7 separate regions of the Homo sapiens genome follow, and all the other regions are linked to region 5. A link is a loop called in an ENCODE intact Hi-C map of the cell type or tissue named here. Cell type or tissue: endothelial cell of umbilical vein. All regions are shown on one strand. Region 1 has its middle 57 kb from the start of LINC02189. Region 2 overlaps LOC124903747 (a long non-coding RNA gene). Region 3 has its middle 100 kb from the start of LINC02188. Region 4 has its middle 20 kb from the start of LINC02188. Region 5 overlaps LINC02181 (long intergenic non-protein coding RNA 2181). Region 6 overlaps FOXC2-AS1 (FOXC2 antisense RNA 1). Region 7 overlaps LOC105371392 (a long non-coding RNA gene).

Region 1 (4,000 bases), 400 kb before region 5:
GAGAATGGCTTGAACCCAGGAGGTGGAGGTTGCAGTGAGCCGAGATGGCACCATTCCACTGCAGCCTGGGTGACAGAGTGAGGCCCTATCTCAATGAAAAAAAAAAAAAAGAAAGAAGGAAGAAAAGAAAGAAAGAAAAGAAAGAAAGAAAGACGTGCTTGCTCTATGGGCAGACTATAACACAGGAAGCCCTTTTCTATGCCTTGTGTCTCGTAACCTCTCCAGCAACCTTATAAGATACTCACCTGAGGCTTACAGAGGTGAAGGGGTTTTTCACCTTACTCATCTTGTAAGTGGCAGACTGAGAATTTAAACTCATTTTTGAGTCCAAAGTCTGTGCTCTTAAAAATTGCATATGGATTCAGAAATCTGCGAAATTATTTTAAAGAAAATTAAACTGGAAAGCATCCTTTTCCTACCAATTTGAATGTAAAAACATCAGATGATTGAAGAAAGAGAAAACTGGACCCACATCATCTAGATTAGATGTGGACAATGCCCATATTCAGGAAAGGTTGCCAATCTTTCATTTTGGCTTTCATAAGATAGATACGACATTTTAAAATTTCTTGTTGTTTCTTTTTTTCTTTTTGTGTGTTTGCTTGTTTTGTATTTAAAAATCATTGTGCTAGGAGACGACCAATTTCAGTTCAGAATTCTGCCTCAAATACCCTGGCTAACATAGTTCTAGATTGTTAATGTGCAGGATTGTTAATGTTAATTCTGCAGGAAGAAGAAGCACAGTCGCTTTATCTGCACCAAGATCCTCATCTGGCATTGGGTCAAGATCACTGGGATGATTTCAAGACTGGTGTGAAAGTGTCATCTAGCCTTAGTCATTTACAATATGTTATTGCAAGCCCAGTGAAAACAACAACAACTAAATTTCACCCTAAAGCATGTTCCTGTGCCTGCAGATTAACCATATGGAATTCAAGAAGTAATTTAGAGCTGCCTCGTTTCAGAGGTGATGAGGATGATTTGTGTACGTCAGCGCCCATGCAAGAGTTCAGTACAGCTCTTGGACAAGTTTTCCCAACTTGTTTTGTTTTGCAACCTGGGACCTTGTTATTCCTTTGTTGGCTTAGTTCTGTTTTCACTGGATTTTGAAAGTGGCTGTTGTTTGGCAGCTTTTCACCTTCTGCTCATTGTGAAAGCCAACTTCAGACGCTGAGGTGCCCTCTAAGAAGACTTCCCTGTCAGGTTCACGGAGAAATTGATCACAGGGTGAGCCCCATCAACTCGTCATTTTCTCCCTGTGGTCTGGATTTTGACAGAAACCTTTGACTTTCTCCTGATGCATTTCTACCTTATTGACTCAGGGGAAAAGTACAGAACATATGAGTATTCCGAATGTTTCCAGAGCGATTATGCTCGCTGGCGAGTGATCCCTTCATGTTGCCACCACATGGAACGCCACCTGTTCCCCCGCCACGGCCTCTTTGGGGAAAACCAGGAAGGGGATGCAGACACGATGGACATTTCAACACAGCGAACTCAATTTCAAGAGAAAAGGGCCAAGGACCTTCCGCCCCTCCACGTTTGCCTCTTTATGTTTTTGATCCGTATTGGAGACCATCTGGCCACGTTTCTGTTCTCTGCTGCTTGTGGGTTGGTTGGCGTTGACTCTGGTCAGAAGGAGAACAGAAAAATCCTCAGGGAAAGTACAGGATGTGACAGAAAACTGAGCTGGTGAATCAGGGGTGGGCTGGTCCCCATTGTGTCAAAGTGCAAGAGTTCTAGAAGGTTGTGGGCAGGAAATGGCATTGCTGAGTCAGTGGGGAGGACTTTGCTCCATGACTCATCCCCCCACGACAGACACACCTTGGGGCACAGACACAGAGGAAACCAAGAAAAGCTTATAGCGGGGTTAATGGGAAAGCTTACTGAGTATTATTGAGTGGGAAACTCTCCCAAACCCCAGGGCATTTAAGGGAAAAAGATATCTAGAGATGCAGCCTTACGTGGGTTCCCTAGAAGTAGACCCTGAGACAAGGTTGCGTGTGAAAGGAAGTTACCAGGAAAGTTATCTGCAAAGACAGGTGGAAGAGGAACTGAGAGGAAAAAAGGCAGGAAGCCAAGCCAAGGTGAGGCTTCAAGCAAAGTCAGCTGAAGATGCCTTTGGCTCAGCCTCTAGGGAGGAAGTCACATCCCAGAGCCAGCCAATCAGAGCCAACAGTTGCAGTATTTGTACCCACAAGATCCCCCTGGGGGCTGTAAACTCCCAGGCACTGCTGGCTTTGCGTACTCTCAGGCAGAGTGCCTTCTGAGGGCAGCACCGGACAAAACGCCCCAGCACTGGCCGCCAGGCAGCTGGTGTCCAAACCGGGTCAGGCAAGAGGGCACAGGGGGGTGTTCGGGGCCAGCTCCCTCTGGGGTGTGAGCATTGCTTCCCAGCTACATGTGTGGAGACAACCATTAATTTAGTTTGATGTCAGCCATGTGGGAGTATTTACACCATGGAAATTGGCAAGTGCCATAATTCGGGGTTTTCTTTTTGAGAGCTCATTGTTAAACATTTACCAGCATGGCTGGAACACTGACAATGTTTGGTACAGACTCATGCAACTGACATTTCCTGAGCATTTCCTAGGTGCCAGGCACTGTTCTAAGCATTTTTATACATGTTAGCTCATTCGATCCTCACCATGACCCAAAAGAAAGAGTACTGTTTATCATCTCCATTTACAGATGAGGAGACCAAGGCACAGAGAGGCTAATGATTTAAAGAGACAGAACTGCCGCCAAGGCTGTCTAGCCCCAGAGTCTGTGCATGCTTTTTTTTTTTTTTGAGACAGAGTCTCGCTCTGTCACCAGGCTGGAGTGCCATGGCGCGACCTCGGCTCACTGCAACCTCTGCCTCCTGGGTTCAAGTGATTCTTCTGCCTCAGCCTCCCGAGTAGCTGGGACTGCAGGCACGTGCCACCAGGCCTGGCTAATTTTTGTATTTTTAGTAGAGACAGGGTTTCACCATATTGGCCAGGCTGGTCTCAAACTCCTGACCTTGTGATCCGCCCACCTTGGCCTCCCAAATTGCTGGGATTACAGGATGCATGCTTTAACAAGAGGAAAGTAAATGTGTACAGGTCATTCATTGCAGCACAACTTATAATTACCAAGTATTGGAAAGCACCAAAATGCCCACAACTAGGATATCCAATGGGATATCCTATGGTACCTCCATACAGTGGAGTACTATGCAGCTGTCAAAAACAGTGAGGCAGTGTGTTATGAACTGCAGTGGAGTGATAGCCAAGGTAAAATGAGTAAAATGACAAGGAAAAAAAGACATAAGCACAAAACGGAAAGCATGTCATACCATGTTTTGGCAAAATGCAGATAATATGCCTCTGGCAAAGAAATGAAGGAACGATAAACAAGGAATAATTCAGGGGCCTCATTACCTACAGGGAGTGGGAAAGCGTGGAAGGGATAGAGGAGGGGGTAAAGCCTCTGAGTATGCTTTTTTCATAGAGTTTTGATTATTGCAACTCTATTAATGCTAATATTTCACCTATTAAAAAATTTAAGTTCATAAGAATTTAAATGTTTTCAGGGGGTGTATGTACATTTGCTGGTGTGAACACTTCTTGGCAATGGTGGTCTTTAGCATGGGGAATTTTCACGTTTTACCTACACGTGTGTGTGGTTTGAAGCGTTCATACCTGTGTGCACTGCTTTGAAGGAAAGCCCTATGACAAAGAAAATGGCATGATGTGTAATTGCTGAGGATGTGAGTGTTGTGGTGGAGGTAAGCAATGAACTCCTGGGGTTGCTACGTGTCAAGAAAATGTTCCTAACACTCAGATTTTGGGAGTGCTTGAAAACAACAGGAAATCACCCAGGAACTGCTGATTCCTGGATCATGATGGAGAGATGATTCCCTCTAGTTGCAGAAGAGAGCGCTCAGGAGATGCCCATGGCTGTATTCCTCCAGCAAGGGGTCTGATAGTGACCCCCAACAGTGGTCTTTAGGCCATGGTGGTGAGCTGTAGGTAAA
Region 2 (4,000 bases), 330 kb after region 5:
GGCAAATCTATTTTAATATACCTTAAATAAAAAATGAGCTGTTTGAAAGAAAATAGTAACCATAGAAGATGGTTGGTGATATATGAATAACCAAGGATGAAAAGCACAGGATTAGAGGGACAAAAGACAGACAGCAAGAATAATGGAAGGCTGTGTACCCAAAGTTGTGGAAGGATGGAATTAGCACTGACCATTTAGAATAGAAAGAAAAGGCTGGGAGTGGTGGCTCACACCCAGAATCCCAACACTTTGGGAGGCTGAGCAGGGAAGATTGCTTGAGCCCAGGAGACTAGCTTGGGCAACGAAGTGAAACCCCATCTCTACAAAAATAATAATAATAGAAAGAAAAGAATGACCGTGAGCGCTTCAGCAATACCTGTTGGTGGGAAGGAACCCAAGGGGAAAGACAGTGCCAGCAGAAAACTACTACACATTGAATCCTGACAGCTGAATACGTCCTTGGAACACGTTTACAATCCTTTATGTAGAAATGTATCCTTTAAAGAATAAGGAAGGTGCGTGCATTCTAAAACGAGGAAGAACTAGATAGAAGAGATCATTTGTTTTAACACTATGATGAGGCTTTACAATAATGACCTCTTTGTTAGTGAGAACTGATAACATCTAAGGAAGTAAGTCGAATATAGGGCTGGGCATTTTCCAATTGGTTGCCTCAAAGGTCACAAGTAGTATTTCTTGGACTGAGGAAAACCATGTTAACTGGGCAGGGCGCGGTGGCTTACACCTGTAATCCCAGCACTTTGGGAGGCCGAGGCGGGTGGATCATGAGGTCAGATCGAGACCATCCTGGCTAACACAGTGAAACCCCGTCTCTACTAAAAGTACAAAAAATTAGCTGGGCGTGTTGGCGGGCGCCTATAGTCCCAGCTACTCAGGAGGCTGAAGCAGGAGAATGGTGTGAACCCGGGAGGCGGAGCTTGCAGTGAGCCGAGATGGCGCCACATGCACTGGGCAATGGTGCATTCCAGCCTGGGCGACAGAGAGAAAAAAAAGAAAGAAAGAAAGCCACGTTAACTGTATCCCAATGAGTTCTCAACATCCGGATGTGAAAAAATGGGATCTTACCCACTGCTCAAAAGAACTAGTCACACTAACTGGAAAGAAGGGAAAATATTCAAACTTTGAACAAGAGGATTGCAGTTTAAAATAAGCGGGCTGATGGAGCCTCCACAGTTGCACACGTTAACAGTCCCAGAATGGAGCAAAAGCTATAAACACAGCAGTCCTACAGAATTTGTTTAGAATTAAACAAACAGGCAAACAAAAACATGGTGGAACCTCAGCCCGTTCCACCTGGTGTTACACACTCATTTAGGAAACAGCTGCGGGTCGCGTGACTGATTTGTCAGTGCTTTACCACGCGTTCTACTTTGCAGATTCTTGAAGCTGAACAGGCCAGACTTCCCTGGGGAGGAAGACACTGAACATACAGCCTGCTCTAGCTACTTATTCCCTGGATTCTCCAGGGAAGACATTCTGAAGACTGCAGTCTATTCAGTGTCAACCCCTAAATCCTCCTGACCAAATCCTTTCTGAGAATAGCTCCCTGCACTCCTCTTGAGCAATACTTGTTTGTTTACTTGCTCTCAAGAGCAAAGCGATGACACCACGATGGATAGGACACTGGGCCTATAGTGGTGCAGACGACAAAGCCGGTGGCCTCTCTCTTCCAATCAGAAAGAGGAGAGGAGGGAGAGGCCGAGGAGGCCTGAGGCCTGGAGCAAATTCTCCGCGTGACTTGCCGTCCATATTGAGTGTGGCAAAAAATAACCCCGATGCTTTCTGTAGGTCAGGTTAATGTTTTGTGATTCATTTGACAGGTTCTTACACACAGCTAGACAGCATGATTTACAGCCACTTACATCACTCAAGCTGGGCCATCACATTCAATTCTTAGCAGTTACATCATTTCCCCACGGTTATGGTCATTTCCTGGTTTGAAAAAAGGAATAGGGTGCCACTGCTGGACTTTGAAGAATGAATGATTATTTGGTAGTTTAAAGGCACCATGAAATTCCTAGAGAAAACACTGAGTAAATTAAAATGAAAGATGTGTTCTTGCTTTTCTACTTTACATGGATTATTACAGGGAACATTAACGTTTATATTACACTATGCTTATATTAACTAGCTTAAAATAATTCATGAGTAATATTAATTTACCACTCTGAATATTGTTCACTACTATATTAAATTTCTACTAAACTGCAGTCTTTTGGGTCACATGAAATGTTTCATAAATACTCAAGCACACTTATGCTTCCAAAAGTTACATGAAGTTGTTTCTTATATTTATTTGTATATGAATGTACATTATTATAATATATATACAATAGATATATATTATTTAACTAAATGTGTTATTCTTACATGGGAATGAAACCTATGAGCCATCTTTAAACCCCAATCATTTTGGATTCTTTTCTGAGAGCCATGGAAGGATATGTGGCTTTAGATTCAAGTTGGAATTAGAAGTTAGGCGTAGAAGTGTCAGCTTTGCAAATGTGGACTTCAGTCCTATATTTCAAAAACACGCAGAGTAACCCTGGCCCATTACTACACAACTGTCGATGCTACTTCCTCTGGCAATGAACCCAAGGCCTGGAGTAATTTGGTAAAGCTTTATGGATGCCCAAGGGTGGGAAAATATGAGACTCTGCTTCCCCTCCCCCATCTCCATATGCCAGATATCGATTTTTTCCCTTCTTCTTGCATTTGGAACAGTTGTCCAGCAAGAGAAAGAAAAAGCCCATTTCTTACAAAGCAGCAACTCAGCCAAGAACGCACTCACCAGTCAATACTTAATATCATAAAAATCCAGAAAAGAAAGCAACACAGACTCCACTCTTTAAGACTTCAAAACTGATACTTTGTTGTTTGGCAGAAGGTAGGTACATAATATGCGCTTACCGGATTTTTTTTTCTATTTTCACAGAATACAAACCAACAGACTGTAGCCATCTTCTGAACGCTGTCCTAGATCATGTGAAGGCACAGCTTCAGAGGTTAAAAATTTCGGAATCTGGAAACCAGAGAGAATGTTTAAGTACTCTTCTTTATTAATTGTATGACTATCAGAGATGTCTGAGGTAAAGAACTATGACAAAAAAATCAGGGACAGAAAGTGCCACCTGCACAAATGCACCGTTATTTCACAAAAAGTGGTACAATTGGCTGGGCGCGGTGGCTCGTGCCTGTAATCCCAGCACTTTGGGAGGCCAAGGCGTGTGGATCACCTGAGGTCGGGAGTTCAAGACCAGCCTGGCCAACATGGTGACACCCTCTCTCTACTACAAATACAAAAATTAGCTGGGCGTGGTGGCAGGCACCTGTATTCCCAGCTACTGGGGAGGCTGAGGCAGGAGAATCACCTGAACCCGGGAGGTGGAGGTTGCAGTGAGCTGAGATCACGCCACTGCACTCCAGCCTGGGCAACAGTGCAAGGCTCTGTCTCAAAAAACAAATAAATAAAATAAACAGTGGTGTAATAAAGAACTACAACTAACGTCATTCTTCTGATGGTGGGAGTAAATTAATTATACAAGGATCTATGACAGTAGTTGGCTTCTCTAGAAGAAATCCCAACTGTATAAAAGCACTTTGAGAAATATATTTTCTTTCTTTTTTTTTTTGAGATGGAGTTTCGCTCTTTCCCCCAGGCTGGAGTGCAGTGGCAGGATCTTGGCTCGCTGCAACCTCTGCCTTCCGGTTTCAAGCGATTCTCCTGCCTCAGCCTCCCGAGTAGCTGGGATTACAGGCGCCTGCCACCACACCCGGCTAATTTTTGTATTTTTAGTAGAGATGGGGGTTTCGCCATGTTGACCAGGCTGGTCTCGAACTCTTGACCTCGTGATCCTCCTGCCTTGACCTCCCAAAGTGCTGGAATTACAGGCATGAGTCGCCGCACCTGGCGCGAGAAATATATTTTCATACTTTTTTTCTTCTTTTTTGTGGAGGACGGGGTCTTGCTATGTTGCCC
Region 3 (4,000 bases), 240 kb before region 5:
AGGTAGCGGGAGTTGATGGGAAGGGGTGGATCCAAGATAGATTCTCATGGTGGAACCGGCAGTGTTTTCTGATGGATGGGGAAGGGAAGTGACCAAAACAGGAGACTTGGGGCAACTTCGAGCGTTTGGTTCCGTGGAGATGCCATTTTCTGAGGTGGGAAAGGTCAGGGGTGGACCAGGTTACCAGGTACAATCGGAATCTGCAGAGACTGGGGCCCCAGGGGTGCTGATGCGGTCGCCACAGGGCAGTGCACATTCTTCACCTTCCATAGCCAAGATCTTTACTTTTGACCCAGTTCTTGGCATCAAACATCCACCCACGTGCACAGGCCCCATGAAGGCAATCACCACATTTTACCGTATGGTTTGTCTTTTCAGAAAATTTCTGAACATTTCCCTGAATGAGACTGAAATCCATTTTTCCAGATCTTTAGGGGCAGTCAATTAATGCATAAGGTCAAAGTACTAATCATCTATTCATAGACAATTATATCACCAGGCCTCCAAAGGCATGAAGTGAACAGACGAGCCAGTGATACAGAATTCAAATTCTCCCATTCCCATTGGAACCCTGTCAGGGAGGAGTGGTGGTCACAGGCAGCACCCGGGGCTTGTGGGACATTGCTGTGTAAACCTCCACCCAACAACAGCCACCCAGCTGCCCACACGGTCCCCAGCATGGAGCGGACACCTCCTTTGTTTACAAGTTGACACATCTGGAATATACCCAAAGCATGCACCAGAGATAGCCATTCATTTATCTGCACTGCCTGTTTTCAATAGTCAGATTCTCACGAACAAACCTCGTTCACCCACACCAAAAATAACATGAACGGTTTAGAGGAATGCAGGCCCTATTAGGTGCTGCACAGCGTTTCATGCAAGCCATCACAGAGGGCCAAACCAGGACCCTTCTTAGGTGATTTTATGAACAAGGCCGAATATTGACCCTGAGAGCTTCCCACGGGCTTTACGATGAAGATCAGCAGAGTCCAGCCAAGAGCATTTTCACAGACAGATTCGTTTGTGATCAGAGACGCCCTCGTCATGGCTTTCTGCTCTTGGTGATTAAACCAAAGAGAACAGAGACATTTAACTAGACATGAACTGGAAATAGATTCTGGCTCAAAACCCACAGAGAGAAGAGAAAAACACAGCAGATTGGTGGACAGAGGTTGAAGTGCCTCACTCCACTTGATTTGACAGTTGCCTTTAGGTTATTCTACCAGCCAGGTTGGACTAGGTTTGCCACAAACACACAACCCTCTTTTGTGTGACCTTGATCTTGTTTTTCTACTATGCTTCTGCAGAGAGCTGTAACCCCACCAGCATTCAAACATTGCCAGGCGCCATGGCAGAGACAAAAGAAGTCGTGGTAAATTGCACCCCGGACATAAAGCCTCCAGCCTGAGAGATATCACTTCTCCACACATTTATTGTCTTAACCTCAAAGCCACAGAGAAATTCTACCTGGGCCCGGACATTGGCAATAACCCTGATGGTTACGGCGGTGACTCATATTTTCTTTGGCTGCCCAGATGCACACAGGCTGGTGGCTATTTTCAAGGCTGCATTATAATTATTTTATAATCGTCGTGATCAGTCCTAATAACACATATTTAGTGAGTAGTTCCCAGGTGCAGGACACCTTGCCCCATGCCTTCTTTCCATGAATTCATTCTTTAATTCATTCATTCAACAATTGTATACGGGGTGCCTACTGCGTGTGGAGCGTTATGCTGAGCAACTCACAACCACGCTTCTTCTTTGGAACCACCCTGTGAGACGGTGTGTGAGTCAGGATTTGCAGTTGCAATAACAGAATCCACTTGAGGAAGCTGACGCAGAAAAGAGAATTTATTCAGGAGTTCCTCTCACATAGTCTGTGGGACGTGTGGAAACCAGGAGCAATGCCTAGATCCCACTGGAGTGCGCTCCAGCAAAGACGTCACGGCTGAGGCCTCTGGCAGGTGGCATCACAGCGCTATGATCAGCCGTGGCAGTCTTGACAGAACCCACAGAACCAGATCCCTCCAGCACCACCCTCGCCTGAGCCTGCACCCACGCTGCCTCCTCCTGAACTAGGGCATGACATGCTCCTGCCTTCCTGCAAGGGGCATTGGGAAACTTACCTTGGAAGCAGGAGGCAAAGGGACACGCTGTTTACCTGCTGCTGGGAAGCCTAAACAAGGCAGGTGCTCAAGACAGGAAGTCTGCTCTGTGGACAACACAACTGAGCCTCAGGGAGCTTTAAAACAAACCAACGAAACCACCAACCATCCCCACCCACCGGGTTCCCCAGCTAGAAGGGGTGCAGCAGGCGAAGTCCAGCCTGTCCCATTCCCAGCTGATGCCAAGCGGCACAAGGGTTCAGATGAACGTGACGTCAGGTCATCCTGCATGTGAGCGTCACGGAGGGCTCAGATGAATGTGGCCTCAGGTCATCCTGCCTGTGGCACACATCCCGGTGGGGATTTTCACAGCAGGTAATTAGATGTGTGTCTAGACGACCATTTCCTCCACTGTCGTTGCGACATCATGGGTTCTCCAATCAACAAGTACAAGGAGCAGAGAGCAGAGAGCCTGGCTGGAAGATGACACCTTCCTCCTCGGCTCTTCTCAGCCTTCGACCCTCAGGTCCCACGTTCCCCAGCTCCCTGGCCAGTCTCCCGGGCTCCACCCGCCCCTCCCTCACTCTCAGGAGAACTGAGCTGCTGCCGTGGACAGGAGGGAGGTGCTAGGGTGGGAGGGTCTTGCTCTCAGGTCTGTGCCTGGACTGCCTGGATTTCTGGCCTCACTCCCACCACACTAATAAGTGAGGATCTTGGGCAAATTCTTCACCTCTCTGAGTCTCAATGTCCCCTTCTGTGAAAGGGGATAAAGTAATCCATGTTTAGCAAAGTTCTGATTGTTATCATTAAACGGGATGGGAACATGACAGCTATTTCCAAGCTGGGAGGGGCTTTCTGCAAATGAGCTGTTTTAGGATATCCCCTCTGAATGAATCCGTTTCAATTTTGCTACAGGCATTTGCAAATGAGCCCCCTGATGGAATTGTTATGTTAATGAGTAATGCCATAACCTGGGGAATGGAGTGAATGACACCTTAGTTGGGGACATGTTGTTATTGCCAAACCCAGAAAATCTTTATGTAACTTTGCCCAAATGGTCAGGAACGTGGATGCTGGAGCCAGGCCTGAGTTTGAGTCCCAGCCTTGCCATTTTTGAGCTGTGTGACCTTGAGCAAGTGTCTCAACATCTCTGAACTTCCATGTCTTTGTTTGTAAAATGGAGATAAGCCTAGCCCTGTGCGTGGTGAGATTTGGAGGCGTACATGAGGCCATTTGTAGAGCCAGCCACACACACTGAGAGCTCAGGGGAGCCACTGTGCCTGGCTTTTTTTTTTTTAATCAGCAGATCATTGGTGCAGGAGGAGCGAGTGGACAGGCAGCTCCCAAGCAGATGGAGGAGAGAGGGGTGGCTGAGAACTTGGCTGTGAACACACAGTGGAGGGTGTGCTGATGTGGAGGTGAGAGGGTCCTCTCATCCCTCTGCAACCACAGAGAGCCACGGAGGGCCCACAAGCCCACAGCACCCAGATCGGGCTCTGGGAAGTTCCAGACAGAGCACCTGGTGTGGGACTCATTTCACCTGAGCAATGACTTCAGGTGGAACACTCGGCAGTACTGAAAATCGCAAGGGAAGTTCTGTAATTACGAGAGCCCCGAGCACCTCCCCACGCCTCTCTCAAGCATCCTGGCTGCCTCCATTAGCAAGCTAGAGCAGGCTTGGGCTGCAAGCCACGGTGTCTAGGAAGAGTTTAATAATGGCGGTGTGGTTTCTTGCCTTTATTTTTATAGCAGCTTCTGATGGCAATGAGAAATGACTATTTTCACGAAGGTCTGTGCTGTACAATTGTTCTTTTAAAATAAGGTAAAGTCAGAAAATGAGTTGATTTAAAGAAGAAATATTAGGGGGAGGATAATAGTATAAATGGAAC
Region 4 (4,000 bases), 320 kb before region 5:
GGTATTTATTGAACATAAAGTGCCACAGACCGGGTGGCTTAAATGACAGAGATTTATTTTCTAACAGTTCTGGAAGCCGGAAGTCTGAGATCAAGGTGCCGGCAGGACTGCTTCCTCCAAGCCCTCTCTTTTTGGCTTGTAAGAGCTGTCTTCTCTCTGTGTCCTCACAAGGTCGCCCTCCGTGCGTGTCTGTGTCCTCATCTCCTCTTATTACGGAGACACCAGTCCTACTGGATTAGCTCCCATGCTGGTGACCTCATTCTACCTTAATTACCTCCATAAATGCCCTATCTCCAAACACAGTCACATTATGACATCCTGGGGGTTGGACTTCGACGTGTGAGTTTGGGGGGATGCAACCCAGCCCACAATAAACAGCAAATACGATTAGAGCTTCTCACAGATACAAAGCCATTGTCGTGCAGCTCATGCCCTCCTCGGGGGAAGAAGCCAGTAAGTCACAGAGATCAGTAACGCAGGTGGGGACGAAGGTGTAGAGGAGAGCCAGGCACGGAGGCCTGTTGGAGTGCGGGTGCTTTGCAATTTTAGAAGCCGAGGTCTAGGGGAGGCCGGACTTGAAAGACGACGTCTGGGCCAAGTGCAGAGAAAGGTGGCGGATGAGCTGGAAGGAAGCCTGGGAGAAGGCACTTTGGGCGTAGGGTTTTGAGACACAGCTGTGTTTTGCCCGTGGCACGGGAGCTCTGGGGCCGGCATGGCCCGTGTGGCCTAGGTGGAGGTGGGAGGGGAGGCGGGAGAAGGGGTGCCCTCGAGATCTCGGGAGGCACTGGCCACGGAGAGCCCTCGGGCTGTTACTTCTACTATTGCCTTTTACCAGTTAAAAGCATCCTCCCATGCAAAGGCTTGAGAAGGATACAGTGGACTCTGGGGACTCGGTGGGGAAGGGTGGGAAGAGGGTGAGGGATAAATGACTACGAATTAGGTGCAGTGGATACTGCTCGGGTGATGGGTGCGCCAAAATCTCACAAATCACCACCAAAGAACTTACGTAATCAAACCCCACCTGTTCCCCAAAAACCAATGGAAATGAATTTTAAAAACAAAAACAAAAAGCATCTCCTCAACATTGTGTTCGAAGAGAGGCAGCTGCCAGGACCTCGCTGTTCCTCACCCTCGGAAGCCGTGCCTCTTCTCTGGGCCCTTGGTCTGGCATCCCCGGCCAGTGCAGCCCCTTCAACCGTGGGGTAGGTGGCGGGCGGAGGGGCCAGCCTGGCTGCCTGGCATCCCCATGGTTCCTGTAATAAATAACAAGCCTAACTGACAAATTTGCTGTTTTCTTATACGACTGCCACGCACACTACAAAGTGTGAGGCAAACCGCAAGTCATCGGCATCACAGCAAAACAAAAACACACACACAACAGAAGAAACCACGCTGGTGAGGTCAGCAGGGTAAGTTCTGCCTTGTAGGGTTTGCTGGGAAAAAAAAAAAAAAAAAACGTGGAGAAGGAGACGTGGGGGCGGGGAGGGCTGAGGTCAGAGCCAATATTGAAAGAAATCTATTTGTGGCTGTGGGAGGGATGGGGACGGCGGCAGGAATTTAAAGAGGCAGAAGTTCATTTCCTGTGATTTATGGGACTTTGCTGACTTTCACGCTCCGGTTCTAGGGACAGGGAGACCCTCCCTGCGGGAGCCGCTGCTAGAGGGAAAGGCAGCGTTGGATCGGATGCCGGCCCCAGCCTGGGAGACGTGCTTCCTCTGCAGCCTGTGATCAGGAGCGAAGTGTAGAGACCAGAATCGTTCAGAGGCAGGGCTGGTCCCTGTTGATTTATGACTCAGGCAAACAGTCCATTCATCCGTCAGCGGCTCCACTTCTATCCTCAGCTTACTGGAGGCAGAAGAATGTCCCCTGGAAGTGGTCTGAGCTGCTTCCTGTGGTGGCCCCATTCCTCCGGGTGGGGGATCCTATTTTTAGAGGGCCACCATTGCCATGAAGGTCCAGCCGGCTCATCGGCACCGTGCGGCATGGTGGGACGCAGTACTGAAATTCGAGGGGGAGCTAGGCATTCATAGCTGTTTCTTACAAACAAGAAAGGCACTGATTCTGAGGCTCCATTTCCTCCTCTGTAGGTGGAAGATAGAGGAGGCTATACAGGGAGGCTCAGCTGTGCCTGACACACAACAGAGATTCTCCAGGAACAGGACATGAATGAATACAAAATCAAATAGGTGATTTCCCTCTTCCTCCAGCAGACAAACCCAGAATAGCAAAGATCACTTCCATGCGCGTCCGTGTGAGGAGACCACACAACAGGCTTTGTGTGAGCAATAAAGCTGTTTATTTCACCTGGGTGCAGGTGGGCTGAGTCCGAAAAGAGTCAGCGAAGGGAGATAAGGGTGGGGCCGTTTTATAGGATTTGGGTAGGTAAAGGAAAATTACAAAGGGGGTTTGTTCTCTGGCGGGCAGGAGTCGGGGTCGCAAGATGCTCAGTGGGGGTGCTTTTGGAGCAAGGATGAGCCAGGAAAAGGACTTTCCCAAGGTAATGTCATCAGTTAAGGCAAGGACCGGCCATTTACACTTCTTTTGTGGTGGAATGTCATCAGTTAAGGTGGGGCAGGGCATATTCACTTCTTTTGTGATTCTTTAGTTACTTCAGGCCATCTGGGCGTATATATACGTGCAGGTCACAGGGGATGCGATGGCTTGGCTTGGGCTCAGAGGCCTGACATTCCTGCCTTCTTAATAAGACAAATAAAACAAAATAGTGTTGAAGTGTTGGGGCGGTGAAAATTTTTGGGGGGTGGTATGGAGAGAGAACGGGCGATGTTTCTCAGGGCTGCTTCAAGCAGGATTAGGGGCGGCGTGGGAACCTAGAGTGGGAGAGATTAAGCTGAAGGGAGGTCTTGTGGTAAGGGGTGATACTGTGGGGATGTTAGAAGAAACATTTGTCGTATAGAATGATTGGTGATGGCCTGGATACGGTTTTGGATGAATTGAGAAACTAAATGGAATAAGAGAAGGAGAAAAACAGGTATAAAAGGTCTAAGAATTGGGATGTCTCAGGACATCTGATTAGAGAGCGCCTAAGGAGATTCAGCATAGTCCTGCCAGCAAAGATTATTTATTTACTTCAAGAGTTAAGAGTGGCAGTTTGGGGATAGCACCAGGAGATATCAGCTGTGATGGCTTGAAGAAACAGTGTAAACCGGCAGTGTAAACAAGAGCAGGGCATGTATGAGTAGTTGAGAACGGTGAATAGGAGTATGGCTAGACAGAAGATAGTAGGGATGACAAGTTTTTTTGGGGCACAGTCTAAGTTGGTCTGGTGTCTGGAATGAGACTGGGGCCTAATAAAAAGGAGCGTCTATACAGGAGCTTAAATGGGCGGTACCCTGTAGCATTCCGAGGACAGGCCTGAATTCTGAGAAGGGAAAGTGGTAAAAGTATTGTCCAGTCCTTTTTAAGTTGGTGGCTGAGCTTGGTGAGGTGTGTTTTTAAAAGACCTTTAGTCCATTCTACTTTTCTTGAAGACGGAGGACCGTAAGGGATATAAAGGTTTCACTGAATACTAAGAGCCTGAAAAACTGCTTGGCTGATTTGACTAATAAAGGCTCATCTGTTGTCAGACTGTATTGAGGTGGGAAGGCTAAACTGAGGAATTATGTCTGACAGAATGGAAGAAATGACTGCGATGGCCTTCTCAGACCCTGTAGGAAAGGCCTCTACCTATCCAGTGAAAGCATCTCCCTAGACTAAGAGGTATTTTAGTTATCTGACTCAGGGCATGTTGAGTAAAGCTAATTTGCCAGTCCTGGGTGGGGCAAATCCTCGAGCTTGATGTGTAGGGAAGGGAGGGGGCCTGAATAATCCCTGAGGAGTAATAGAATAGCAGATGGAACACTGAGAAGTTATTTTCTTGAGGATAGATTTCCACGATGGAAAAGAAATGAGAGGTTCTAAGAGGCTGGCTAGTGGCTTGTACTATAGCATAACCTGCCTTTGCTGGTGTGTGGCGATTAGGCCTGGTGGAACCGCCATCAGT
Region 5 (4,000 bases):
TAAATATGCCTTTCCTTCCTTGCTAGTTTCTGAAGCCTGAAATATTTTCAACTAAATGAGAAAATCTTTGCTGTTGAATGGCCTATTAGAGCTGTCACAAATGTGATTTCTGGAAATAAACAAGATTATAAGAAGGCTGGCTGGCGCAGAAACGTAAGTCAACACTAATAGGTGGTGTAATTAAATTATCCCTTAAGCCAAGATGCCAAATGACACAATTTTTTGGTGTTAATTCTAGTATGATCACCTCCGTGCAACTGTACAAATCTGAATGACTCTCTCACCAGAGGCACTAATTCTATTTTCTTCAGTTCATACCTATCGAATAGCTCTCTCTGTTCTGCTAAGGAAGCAAAGTAAAGTACTTGGGACATAGAAGTTCATATTTTCTCCATATCATTTTACAAAGGTTCACTGATGCAAACGTGGTTCAATAAACAATGTTTATTTTTTATGGGTTAGTATCTTGCTCAAGAAAATTAGAACTAAGTTTCAGGAAGATTTATTTACATTTTGACTATTGTTCACTGGCCACTGCCACTCAATACTTAAATGACTTTCTCCCCAAAGGGCAAAATCTTTAAAGCAGAACAGAATTTATTTAAACAGCTGGTTTTTTGCACAATCATTTTATTAATACATAGGCTCGAGTTATGAATAGTGAGTGACTTGCACAATTTTTAAATTCATACAACTATAAAACTAACATGTCATTCAATTAAATTTTTAAAGAACTGTACAAGATTAATTACTACCAGGCTCGATGAAGTCATTGTCCTAAGCTACATTTACATATTTCTAAGTCTTTAAGTAGTATTTCAAACTGGAGGCAAATGAATACTGCTTCATTTTTTTTTTCCAGAATAAAGGATAACATCATTCTTAGGAAAAGGAATAAATCTTTTTGTTGCTGTTGTTGAATGCCAGTTTGTTTACAATACTTGTCAACATGCACACTACTTCTTTTTAAATTAAAAAAAGATATCGCAAATCATTACTTAAAACATAGTAAGAAATCACGTCATCCCATGAAGAGTCTAAACATTGAAATTATTCAAAATTGTTTTAAAATTATTTTAATTTTAATATCAAATATGTTGAAGAGTGATAAGCACCATCCTTAGTTGAGATTCTCTGTAGCAAGAGATGGGGATAGAAAAATGTTTGTTTTTAAAATAAACTAGAAACTTTTCTGAGTGGGGAAGAGGAGAAGATTACCCTGGAATCACTCAAGGGAGGTGGAGGTTTAACGCGTCTAAGAAGCTGGTTTACCATTTTAGCAGGTGCTGATGTAGTGAAATACAATGTCCAGGGTGCGTATTCACGCCACCACTGCATGAAAAGGAAAACGCTTTTTGAGAAGGCGAGACTACCATTATCTATACCTGCCTGGTTTCATTTGACCATTTTTACGCACATAACATTTCATATAACATAAAATGTACGTTCTTCATGATTACTCTAGGAGAAAGGTGAGGATCTTTTATTTTTTTAAATATGGGCAACTGATAAAATATTGAAATAGCTACTACGTTATTCCATTTTTATCTCAAACATTTCCAGGAAGTATTTCTTTAAACTCTAGCTGGGCACTATCTCAGACTGTTTGAGGAGGGTGAGCTATTTGTTAATTAACATTTGGCTTAAATACTATAAATGCTCTTTGATAGATTAGCACATTTCAGGAGAGGCCTCAAAAAGTTTTTCTTCTTGGGTTTAGAGCCCGATGGATACACCCTGGGAGAGGCGACGGGGTGGCCCCTGTGACTTCGGGCTGCGACGCGGTGTCGTCCCCACCCCCACCCCCCTCACTCTAGAAGTCACAGCGCCATCTACTGGACAGCGGACAAACCTCCCCACCCAGGGACGGGCTTCTCTGTTTAAGGCCATCCAAACTAGAAAGCTTAAAAATGCGTTTAAGAGGTAGAATACCATAGTTTACGGAACAGAAGAACAAGAACAAAACTCTCTAATCAAAATCACAGGGACCTGGAAATATTGGTCTATAGCAATTTGGTTTTTGGGGGTTTTGTTGTTGTTGTTGTTGTTTCGGGGGCGGGGAGGGAGTTGGTTTTGGTTTTTTGGTTGGTTTTTGTTTTTGTTTTTGTTTTGAGACGGTCTCACTCTGTCATTCAGGCTGGAGTGCAGTAGTGCGATCTCCACTCAATGCAGTCTGGACCTTCTGGGCTCAAGCGACCCTCCTGCCTCAGCCTCCCGAGCAGCTGGGAACACAGGCGCACACCACCACGCCCGGCTAATTTTTAAATTTTTTGTAGAGACAGGGCATTGCTATGTTTCCCAGGCTGGTCTCAAACTCCTGAGCTCAAGCGATCCTCCCGCCTCGGCCTCTCAAAGTGCTGGGATTACAGGCAGGAGCCACCACGCCTGGCCTATAGCAATTTTGAAAACTGGCTCAAGCCCATTCCTCTATCCCCTGACATAACCCCCCAAAGAGAAGACTTTTTAAAAAGGTAAGAAAACTGTTTTTTTTTCATTTTTAAGAGTTTTATATTAGCTATAAATTTCTGGAGTAAAGATTTGGTTCCACCTAGTCAGCTCCCACATTTTTCTCCCCATCATCCTTGGGGCTAAGGTGTAGGAGAGCTGGGTAGAGACACACACACTCACACACACGCGCACACACACGCACACACAGACACACACGTGCGCACACACACGCACCCAGACACACGCGCGCGCACATACACGCACACACATGCACCCAGACACGCACACACGCGCACACAGACACGCACACGCATGCACACACACAAAAACACTCCTTGTGATGGAGCTCTTTAATCCTCCTGGACCCTGAACGCTTTGGTGAACACAAGCGTACAAAACTAGGATAACCCAAATATTATTCTGAATTCTTTTTTTCAGTCGTTTAAGCAAAACAACTTTCATTTTTAAAGTTTATGTGATTTTTCCTTATAAATATCATCACATTCCACGATACATCTGTCCGATGTCGATTTCTGGACTTTCTTACGCAAATAACCATCCTGCCTTCCTCCTCCTTTTCCCTCCTAACTGATCATTAGATTTGCCTTGAAATTCCAGTATTAATTGCTTTATCTTGGAAATGAAAGGCAGGGTATTCTTTTCACAGAGAACTCTATAGTTTCATAATTTCCTACACTACTTGGACTAGTTTCGTGGAAAGGAAAGGAGTCAACTGTGGCCTAGCACATTAACATATGTTTTCTTTGCAGTCCTCTCAATAATTTGACAAGACGTGCAGAAGATTTTAAAAAGGCAACTTATATTAACAAATAAAAATTACAATTAAATTTACTGAGTATTACAATTCACCCATTTTAAGAGAGAAATTTTTTTAACTGAATCTGATTTTTCTTTATTACACATCATTAAAAAAAATGTGTCCTAGGACCCTAAAATCAGGCTTGCTATTGTGTTACAGGCACACTTTACTTCATTTCGGGTGTGTGTGCATGTGTGTACCAAAGTATTTAAATTTTGTAAGTTAATTTCTCACTCAATAGAGTTGGAAAGATCTGGACATTATAAAGGCAAACTCATTTTCTGCTGGAATGAAATGAGAAAACGAAAATTTTAAAAATTCATTTTATTAGGTAAATTTAGTAGGGACTCACTGGGAGCCTCTGAAATACACCAGCCCGCTTCTGCTTACTTTCTCCGTCTTTCAGAGTCTTAAAATGAAAATCAAAGTCACTCCCCCTCCCCTTCTTATCCGATGTTTGCATAGAAATTGTAGAGTTTCTTTTCCTAAAAGTGGAGAATGGTGCTGAGAGCCGAGGGGGTGAGTTCAGACAAGAAGCCCTGGAGAAAGGGAACTCCGCGCTGAAGGCAGGGAAGGCGGCGAGATGGAGGAAGGGGTCAGAGGCGCCGGGGAAGACCGGGGGGCACTCACAGTTCCCGAGTCCGCTTCTGTCTCCTGGTCCTGATTCCAAAAGGAAATGTGACTCTTTTGTGCAGAACCAGAAATGAACATCCAGGAAGTCGGCAAAATCAC
Region 6 (4,000 bases), 500 kb before region 5:
ATTGCAAGAACAATACAATCAATACCCAGGCACCACGGGTTCAACAACTGTTCTCATCTTACTACCTTTGCACGACCTTCTGCCCTCCTTCTCCCCTCTGACCCCACCTTGGTTGAATCTTTTGAATCTTCTCCTTCTTCTTCTTCTTTTTGAGACAGGGTCTTGCTCTGTCACCCAGGCAGGAATGTAGTGGTGCAATCATGGCTTACTGCAGCCTCAACCTCCCAGGCCCAAGTAATTCTCTGCCTCTGCCTCCCACATAGCTGGCACTACAGGTGCTCAGCACCACACCCGGCTTTTTTTTTTTTTTTTTTTTTTTTGTATTTTTTATAGAGATAGGGTCTCACTGTGTTGCCCAGGCTGGTCTTGAAACCCTGAGCTCAAGCGATCCTCCCACCTCAGCCTCCCAAACTGCTGGGATTACAGGCATGAGCCACCATGCCCGGCAGGGTGAATTTTTTAAAGGTTGCAGAGATGATGAATATCAGCCCCAAACATTTTGACACGTACCTTCTAAAAGCAAGGACATGCTCTTACTTGACCATGTATAATTATCGCACGCAAGAATCTTACCCTTGATTCAAGGTTATTATCTCATACACATCCCAGATGCAAATCTTCCCAAGTCTCCTCAAACCTGTCCTTGGTTGCTGTTTAAAATATCCCAGCACTTTGGGAGGCCGAGGCGGGCGAATCACGAGGTCAGGAGATCCAGACCATCCTGGCTAACACGGTGAAACCCCGTCTCTACTAAAAATACAAAAAATTAGCCGGGTGTGGTGGCGCACGCCTGTAGTCCCAGCTACTCGGGAGGCTGAGGCAGGAGAATGGCGTGAACCCGGGAGGCGGAGCCTGCAGTGAGCGGAGATCGTGCCACTGCACTCCAGCGTGGGCGACAGAGCAAGACTCCGTCTCAACAACAACAGGAAAAAAAGAAAAAAGAAAAAAAAATTTCTTCCGCCTAGGATTGAGGGTTGCGTTTACTTGTTGAGTTTCTTTAATCCTTGTGACCAACAGCAGTTCTCACTACCCACCCGCTTCTGTAGTCCTTTCTGGCCCTGCCCTTTGTCGATGGCGCAGCATGGCTTTCACTCACCGGAAAACTCACACACAGTAAAATGAGCTTGAACTGAGTTTTAGAAAAGACACTTTTTTTGTCCCACAAAAGTTTAGAAGCCGGATTACAATGGATTTTTAGGAGGTGGCGCCGACTTTGTGTAACCCAAGGGCTCCTCGGTTCTCAGGCAGCTTCTGGAAGCCTGGGACTCCTCTGCCACCCGATCCCTTTCCTCAAAACCAAGGCACCTCGTGACCCCAGAAAAGAAATGTTTGAAGGATATTGAAATGAATGAATGGGAAATAGTGAGACAAGAAACAAAACTCCTTTCACTTGTCCCCTCTTTGAGTTCTCTGTTGTACCTCAAAAGTAGAAGTGGCTGCTGCCCAGTTTCAAAGTCTGCCTCTTGTTCAAGCCAACCCTCTAAACACACGACCAGCACAAACAGCTTTCTGATGAATTCCCTGAAGCTCACGCCACACCTCGGGCAGAAAGACAGCTGCAGCGGGAAAACATGGACGAGGCAATTTGTTCAACAACTCCGGGGGAAGAAAATGCAGACTTCTAGCCACCTAAGAGGCATAGATTTTATTTGGGGAAAACCCCAGCAAGTTTCCCTAGAGAAAATTTCTTGCTCCCCGAGCAGTTTCAAAGACATTTTTGTTTCCCAACAGATCATGTTCTTGACACGTTGCGAAGTTACGGGAAATGTTTTTTAATCGACGCGATGCAGTTTATCTCCTTTCTCTGCTTTTACAGATTTCTGAAGGCTCCATTCCAGCCGTGCAATGCCCAGGAGTATCCACAAGGTGTCAGCACCTTCATGATAAGCAGGGCGGGCCGGGCGGTCTTTTTCTTTTTCCTTTTCTCGTAGTAGTTCCCTGGTTGGCCTCAAGATGACGCCAACACCCACGGAGTCCGCCCAGCCGCTCCAGGTGCAGCGGCCACGGGCCGGGAGGAGCGCAGCGCGGTGGGGGCGGAAGGCGAATTAAATACCTTTAGGCTTTATCGCCGCTTATTATTCCAGGAACACGCGAGGCCCTCTGGGACCCGATTCCGCGTTCGGCTCACTGACTTACAAGGTCAAGAAGGGGGAAAATCAGCCAGAAAGTAGCAGCCCCCCATCCGAAATACCCTGGCAGGTTAAAGAAAAGCTGGGAAATACGGTTTTTGCAAAGTCCAGGTGTATGGAAGGCGTTGTTTTAATAACCTGAACAAACATCTTTCCCGGAGTCCCACTGAGCAAACAAGAAACCTAATTCCAGGGGTAAAGGGAAGTGTCTCTCTCACCTTTTCTGTCTTGATGAGACGAATTTCTTTCCCCTCCCCTTTTCCTTTCTTTGGGGCGGGGGAGGGTGGATAATATATTGGGCGACTCGATTTAGGTGTTTGTTTGTTTGTTTGTTTGTTTCCCCAGATGACATTGGTTTAAACCGGGACACCCTTGTGAATACAAACGTAGGCAGCAACTGCCATTTTGGAATTTATTTTTTCATAGTCCTTAGCTATTTTAGGTTTTGCTGTGATAAAGCTGTTTCTCTCTCTCTCTCTCTCTCACACACACACACACACCCCTCGTAAAAGCAGAGTAAATAATATTCCTCCAGGAAGCCTACAGGCTGAGGAGTGTTTCTTGATCAATAGTTTGCATTTCCAGTAAAATCGTGACACGAACTCAGTGTGCCTGTCATGCGCTGCAGGAGAAGGGCACTTTTTGCTAGTCCTTTTTTTTTTTTAAGCTAGATGCGGAAATACTAGCTTATTAAAAATAATAAAGTCATGGTGGGAGTTTAGGGTTGGGGCAGAAAGCTCAAATCATTTGCCTGTGAGCTGAGAACTGGGCAGCTTTATTTTACTTTGTTTCAAAGAAAGAAGAAAAAGGATCAGGTTAGAAAAAGAGCCCAGAATACTCATAAAAACAATGTTTCAGAAGTGGAATATTCAAGGTAAAGGAACCTGATTTGTAGCTTCCCTTTGGCTTTGAATTGATCAGGAGACAAAGATAATGCATCTACATTTTCGTCTTCTGTTCTTTTATTGGAAATAAGTGGCACGCCCCATTGCCTTCTAGTCGCCTCCCCGAAGCGAAGAGGCCGAAGCGAAGAGGCCTGGTGGGTTGTCTCAACATCCTTTTGCTGAGAATCGAATACGCAGCCGATGAACAGCCAGGAAGGGTGCAAGGAAACCTGAAATACAAATGTTCTCCCTGAAGCCCTCTTCCCTGCCCAACCAGACCAGCAACTTCCAAAATTCTGCCCGTGTTTAGCCTTGTTAAAGGGGTGTCTCACTCCTTCAGGGAAAGTGGGAAAAGGGGATCTGATTATTGAGGTGTGGAAGGAATAAATAATCAGTCCACAAATAAACAAACTGTCCGGGATTCCTAGAGGGAAGGAGAAATCCTTGAAGGAGATCCAAGTCGCTCCAGGTCTGCCTGCCGAATAATATCATCCCGAAGGGATCTTGAACCGTTTGCAATCAACCGCTCACCCAGTCTTCCCACGGAGCGCGCTCCCTAACTCACCCTACCCACCCAACAAAACAAAAAAAAGGCTGAAATATAGAAAAGCAACTTGGAGGCTCCCAGGGGGACGTTGCCAGGAGCAGGAGGCAGGGACAGCGCCCTAGGGTCGGTGTTAGCGGCCGGCGCCGGCCTGGGCCACGGGAAACGTCCACGCTTGGTGCCCGCGGTGCGCGGCGCTCATTGCGCGCGCCTTCGAGCCAAGCCCCCGCGGAAAACAGGCTCGGGTTTCTCCTCGCAGGGCCCAGGAACTCGGCTCTGCCTGGCCCGGGTGGGTCGCTGCATTGTCCCGGTCTTCTGGGAGTGCGGGGTCAGCTTGTTAGAGGGAATTTCTACCTGGGAAAAGGGAGACGAGTTTCGAAGCTGAAGTTGGTAGGCTGCGAGTGTCCACGCGGGAGACGAAAGGGGGAAATAGCAGAGTCACT
Region 7 (4,000 bases), 300 kb before region 5:
TGATTATTGCAACTAAGCTGGGTCACTTTATCCTGGTAAATCTCAGGATAATGCAATTATAGAAGATAATCTGGAATCGGGCACTGTAAAAAAAAAATTCATTCATTTAAAAGAGAAGCTTAAAAATAACCTGAAAGGCACAAGATCTTATTTTCACATCAGCTAAGGTTTCATTTTCCAGCATATGGCCCTCCCCACCCCCAACTCTCTTTTCCCAGACAAATTAAGTGCTTCATGTAGGTGCAAAATGCAAAGTGTGCTAAATCGTGCCTCCGTTTAAGTCTTGCACATGGGCCCACTTTAGTCTTCAATTAATTTTTTATTTTTCATGAATCGTTGTTTTCGAGTGTTCCAGAAATTTTGTGTTTCTGGAATTTTCTTTTACCCTTCCATTTTAGAGCTTTCCAATAAGATAAGAAAGTTAGAGTCTGTTTGGGGAATATCAAGGGATGATGTCAATTAAAAAGAAAAAACAGAAAAGCAGAGAATAAAAACCCTGTGTTACCACATCCCCAGGGTCCTAATCCATGTAAATGGCCTCCTCATTCCTTTCTTGTTTTGGACACTGTTTGAGAAAATCCCTTAACAGTGCATTCTGCTGCTTGCAGTACTTTTTTGTGGCTCAGGATTAACTGTTTTAGTGCAAAAGGACGGGAGATGGGCCACCTCCTTGGGGCTCTGCTACACACCCAGCTATCGCAGTGGCTGAAACCCAGCCCCACGGGTCAGAAGAGCTACGGAAAAACAGCATAGAACTCAAAGACTTAGGCTGATGGGCTCATTACAACAAATGGAGATTCTTGTTCACCAGGTTAAGTGCCGTGTAGCCAAAGGGAAACTGAGTCAAGGAATGTTAATTACTTCTGGTACTGTCGCGTTTAGCCATGGATTAACCCTTATCAGCAAGTGGCTTCTTAAGTCTAATTCTCCCCCGAGAGGAGGCTCAGCATGTGCCCCTTCGCTGAAGTCACCCCTCTCTTCTCAGGATTGCCCGAGTAGGAAAAATCCCCTCGTAATCCTCCCATCTCATTTTAGTTAATTTCCACCTCCTGCACAAACCCGTTTCGTCAAAGCTACCAATACGAGACTTAAAAAGCCGGGCTTCGCTTCATCCTCCTGCCCTTGCCCAGATTTTTGCAGAGATAAGAAAGACCACCAAAGGGCCACCCTGCAGTCTACACAGTTGTGGGGAAGGGGACAGAGCTTTCCTAGTAAAATGGATATTTTCTCACTTTTTCTTCCAGGCTACATAGAAATACCATTCTATCCCCATCACGGTGCCTTTGACACATGCATTGTGTATTGGCAATAAATGCCAACGGCATTTTGTTTTTGTTTTTGTTTTTTTTTTTTTGAGACGGAGTCTCGCTCTGTCACCCCGGCTGGAGTGCAGTGGCGTGCTCTCGGCTCCCTGCAAGCTCCGCCTCCCGGATTCACGCCATTCTCCTGCCTCAGCCTCCCGAGAAGCTGGGACTACTGGCACCTGCCACCACGCCCGGCCAATTTTTTTTTTTTTTTTTTTTTTTTCAGTAGAGACGGGGTTTCACCGTGTTAGCCAGGGTGGTCTTGATCTCCTGACCTCGTGATCTGCCCGCCTAGGCCTCCCAAAGCGCTGGGATTACAGGCGTGAGCCACCGCGCCCGGCCAATGGCTTCCTGTTGTAATAGCTGAGGTGGCCAAACGACAGAGGGAAAGGGGGTCACCACATTGCGTGCGGGCCCTTATGGTCGCCCTGGGGAAGCTGCCTATGCTCCCTGGACCTCAGCGTATGAGCGGGGGAGCAAGACCCCTTTCACGGGGCTAATTCAGGCTCGAGGCCTCCCTTGGCATCCTCCACTGAACAATACTCTAGGTGTTCAGTAGCTGGCGCTGAGATTGCAAGGCGCCCGAAGGAGACCCTGGAGCACGGAGGATTGCTGCGGGATCTGGCAGTCCCCTTGACGCTACAGCTCTTTTTCTCTCTCTGCTTTCTTTCCCAGACTGACAGGGAGAGTGGATTCTGCAGAAATAACCAGGAAGGGCCTGTGAGTCTGGGGAGCGGCCACACCAAGCCTGCTTTCGGTGGGGATTAACAGGGAGGGAGAAGGAGGCGTGTGGCTGCTTGAAGTCACGGAGGACTCAGAGGAGGACTGGGAAGGAGCTGCGCAGATAACGCTCCCGAGATCAACTCCTGGTGGTCGGGGCTGGAACTGCAGCCAGAACCCAGAACTAGGGGGAGCCTGTCAGGGAGGGCAGGGAGCCCCCCACCCGGGAGAGAAGGGGCACTCTCCTTCCACTGGGCTTTTACTAATGCATTGGTCTCCATTTGAATTTCCTCATGTAAGCAAGTGAACAAGATAAAAATTCAAAACACCTGGTGGTTTCAAACTTACTCATTTTTTTAAAACAATGCTACTAATAAAGATGATGGCAGGAACGATGGAGTCCAGATGAACCGCAGCAGCCAGTTCAAGTGACACATTCGCATCCCTTTCTTCTCTTTGGGGAAAAGGAAAGGCATCAGCAGTTTCAAGTCATTTAATACAGATTTCCATCATTGTTATCCTAAGCAGAATCACTGTTATCGCTGTAATAACATTTGCCCGGCATCCCCGCAAGCTGGGTGCCGTGCATCTGGTGGCCACATTGTCTGCACCAGAAGCCTGCAGAGTCGCCGGCTTTGACAAGGAGGGGGTGCTCTGTGGGGCGAGTGGGTGCGGTCAGGGAAGACCGGCGGCTTCTGTCCCGAGGGATGGATTCCATTAGGCGGCGTTTCTCAGGGTGTCTCCGAGGCTGGTTGCATCACAATCGTGAATACCTGCTAATTACATCAGAACGAAAAGAGACTTGCATTTTTTAAGGCAAATTTTGCAGATTCTTCTTATCCACGTGGAAGCCTGAGTGTCCTTGCTTTGAGCCAACACAGTATCTGCTGCACTAACATGGAAAATCAGAATGAGGAAGGCAACCAGGACAAGGTGCTCACGGGGCTGCCCGGAGGCTTTTTTTGTTTTGTTTTGTTTTTTTCCTTTTTCTGCTCTTCTATGGGGAACAGAACAAAAAGTAGGTCATGAAGAAGCAGGAGAACAGGGAGAAGCACAAGATGAGAGGTGTGAGGGAGGAGGGGAGACGCCTGCACAAGGCTCATCTAGATAGAACCAGAGGAGGGTGTTGCTGGCCGTGCTCATGACCCGGAGGGGGCCCTGCGGTGTGTGTGGGGAGGGGGTGCTGAGAGTGGACGCCCAGAGGATATGGCGGGAATGGGACAGCTGCTTGTATTCACCATGTGCCCATGGATCACAGCGTTTCTGTCTTGGAGATGAAAGTTTTCTATGCTGGGAGGTGAGGGGGCTCTCAGGTCCTCAATGTGGTGGTTCCGGATTCATGGTCTTTTTGGAGGGGTTAGGAACCCCTCTGAGAATCTAGCACAATCTACGAGCATGCAGAAATGCCTGTGTATATTCACATTCCAGTCCATTTCAGAGGCTCACTGGATCCCTGAAACCCACTGCCTAGTTACTCCAGGTTGAGAACCCCAGCTCCAGCTCAAACCCCTATTTCACAAGGGAGGCAGGATAGCTTTGTGGTGAATAACACGGGTCTGGAGTTGAATTACCTGGTTCCGATCCCAGCTTTGTCACCCACTTGGGCCAGTTACTTCACATCCCTGTGCCTCAGTTTCTTCATCTGTAAAAATGGATTAATGCTCATGTCTACTTCACGAAGTTATGATGGGCACAGTTCTGTATGACATAGCCAAAGGAGGGGTTTTGTGCAGACAGGGAGGAAGGACTATTCATATTCAGCAATTATGATTGCTGCTGTCATTGTTATTACTATTGACAAGCAAACCTAAGCCAGGGAGGAAAGATAATTGGTCCAGGTCACAGAGTGTCCAGAGTGTCCCATGGTGGCCCCCACTTTGGGGCTTTTCTCAGGCTCCCCCCACCTTGTTCTCTGCCATCTCTTTTTTTTTTTTTTTTGAGATGGAGTCTCACTCTTGTCCCCCAGGCTGGAGTGC

Evidence for each region. Peaks named below come from ENCODE experiments on the same cell type or tissue, not always from the same donor. Only the 100,000 strongest peaks of a DNase experiment are listed, where the experiment ranks them.
Region 1: it touches region 5 in a loop (6-fold over the local background); 2 of 110 quality-filtered maps call a loop at or near these places.
Region 2: a loop joins it to region 5, with 3 times the contacts of the local background. A loop is called at or near these places in 2 of 110 quality-filtered maps.
Region 3: it touches region 5 in a loop (4-fold over the local background); 6 of 110 quality-filtered maps call a loop at or near these places.
Region 4: it touches region 5 in a loop (7-fold over the local background); 2 of 110 quality-filtered maps call a loop at or near these places.
Region 6: a loop joins it to region 5, with 14 times the contacts of the local background. A loop is called at or near these places in 100 of 110 quality-filtered maps.
Region 7: a loop joins it to region 5, with 5 times the contacts of the local background. A loop is called at or near these places in 10 of 110 quality-filtered maps.

Annotation. Positions count from the first base shown.
Region 1 is chr16:86,662,933-86,666,932 of GRCh38, forward strand. No RefSeq gene overlaps it. Among named protein-coding and RNA genes, the nearest start is that of LINC02189, 57 kb to the right of the region's middle. RefSeq lists enhancers at 971-2,170, 1,947-2,076 and a silencer at 2,177-2,226. In endothelial cell of umbilical vein, no CTCF peak of the experiment used is centred here; a DNase peak (open chromatin) is centred at 1,739; H3K27ac peaks cover 2,949 bases.
Region 2 is chr16:87,386,806-87,390,805 of GRCh38, forward strand. LOC124903747 (a long non-coding RNA gene) reads left to right here. Exons shown (of 2, transcript XR_007065168.1): 2 at 2,957-3,516. It also overlaps a transcript of FBXO31 not described here. Among named protein-coding and RNA genes, the nearest start is that of MAP1LC3B, 3.5 kb to the right of the region's middle. RefSeq lists an enhancer at 1,367-1,966. In endothelial cell of umbilical vein, no CTCF peak of the experiment used is centred here; a DNase peak (open chromatin) is centred at 1,736; H3K27ac peaks cover 2,552 bases.
Region 3 is chr16:86,822,576-86,826,575 of GRCh38, forward strand. No RefSeq gene overlaps it. Among named protein-coding and RNA genes, the nearest start is that of LINC02188, 100 kb to the left of the region's middle. RefSeq lists an enhancer at 1,573-2,221. In endothelial cell of umbilical vein, no CTCF peak of the experiment used is centred here; DNase peaks (open chromatin) are centred at 1,536, 1,826 and 2,506; H3K27ac peaks cover 2,896 bases.
Region 4 is chr16:86,739,781-86,743,780 of GRCh38, forward strand. No RefSeq gene overlaps it. Among named protein-coding and RNA genes, the nearest start is that of LINC02188, 20 kb to the left of the region's middle. RefSeq lists an enhancer at 2,507-3,253. In endothelial cell of umbilical vein, no CTCF peak of the experiment used is centred here; a DNase peak (open chromatin) is centred at 1,551; H3K4me3 peaks cover 681 bases; H3K27ac peaks cover 2,187 bases.
Region 5 is chr16:87,061,032-87,065,031 of GRCh38, forward strand. It overlaps LINC02181 (long intergenic non-protein coding RNA 2181), which reads left to right. Exons shown (of 3, transcript NR_126008.1): 2 at 27-153; 3 at 1,721-2,960. Among named protein-coding and RNA genes, the nearest start is that of LINC02181, 5.2 kb to the left of the region's middle. In endothelial cell of umbilical vein, a CTCF peak has its summit at 1,843 (motif pointing left); DNase peaks (open chromatin) are centred at 1,820, 2,910, 3,430, 3,900 and 5 weaker places; H3K4me3 peaks cover 2,715 bases; H3K27ac peaks cover 3,292 bases.
Region 6 is chr16:86,562,076-86,566,075 of GRCh38, forward strand. FOXC2-AS1 (FOXC2 antisense RNA 1) reads right to left here. Exons shown (of 2, transcript NR_125795.1): 2 at 3,070-3,243. Among named protein-coding and RNA genes, the nearest start is that of FOXC2, 2.8 kb to the right of the region's middle. In endothelial cell of umbilical vein, a CTCF peak has its summit at 1,895 (motif pointing right); DNase peaks (open chromatin) are centred at 1,886, 2,666 and 3,056; H3K4me3 peaks cover 1,846 bases; H3K27ac peaks cover 2,418 bases.
Region 7 is chr16:86,759,138-86,763,137 of GRCh38, forward strand. It overlaps LOC105371392 (a long non-coding RNA gene), which reads right to left. Exons shown (of 3, transcript XR_933864.4): 2 at 3,596-3,666; 3 at 2,361-2,800. Among named protein-coding and RNA genes, the nearest start is that of LINC02188, 39 kb to the left of the region's middle. In endothelial cell of umbilical vein, CTCF peaks have their summits at 2,177 and 2,380; a DNase peak (open chromatin) is centred at 2,144.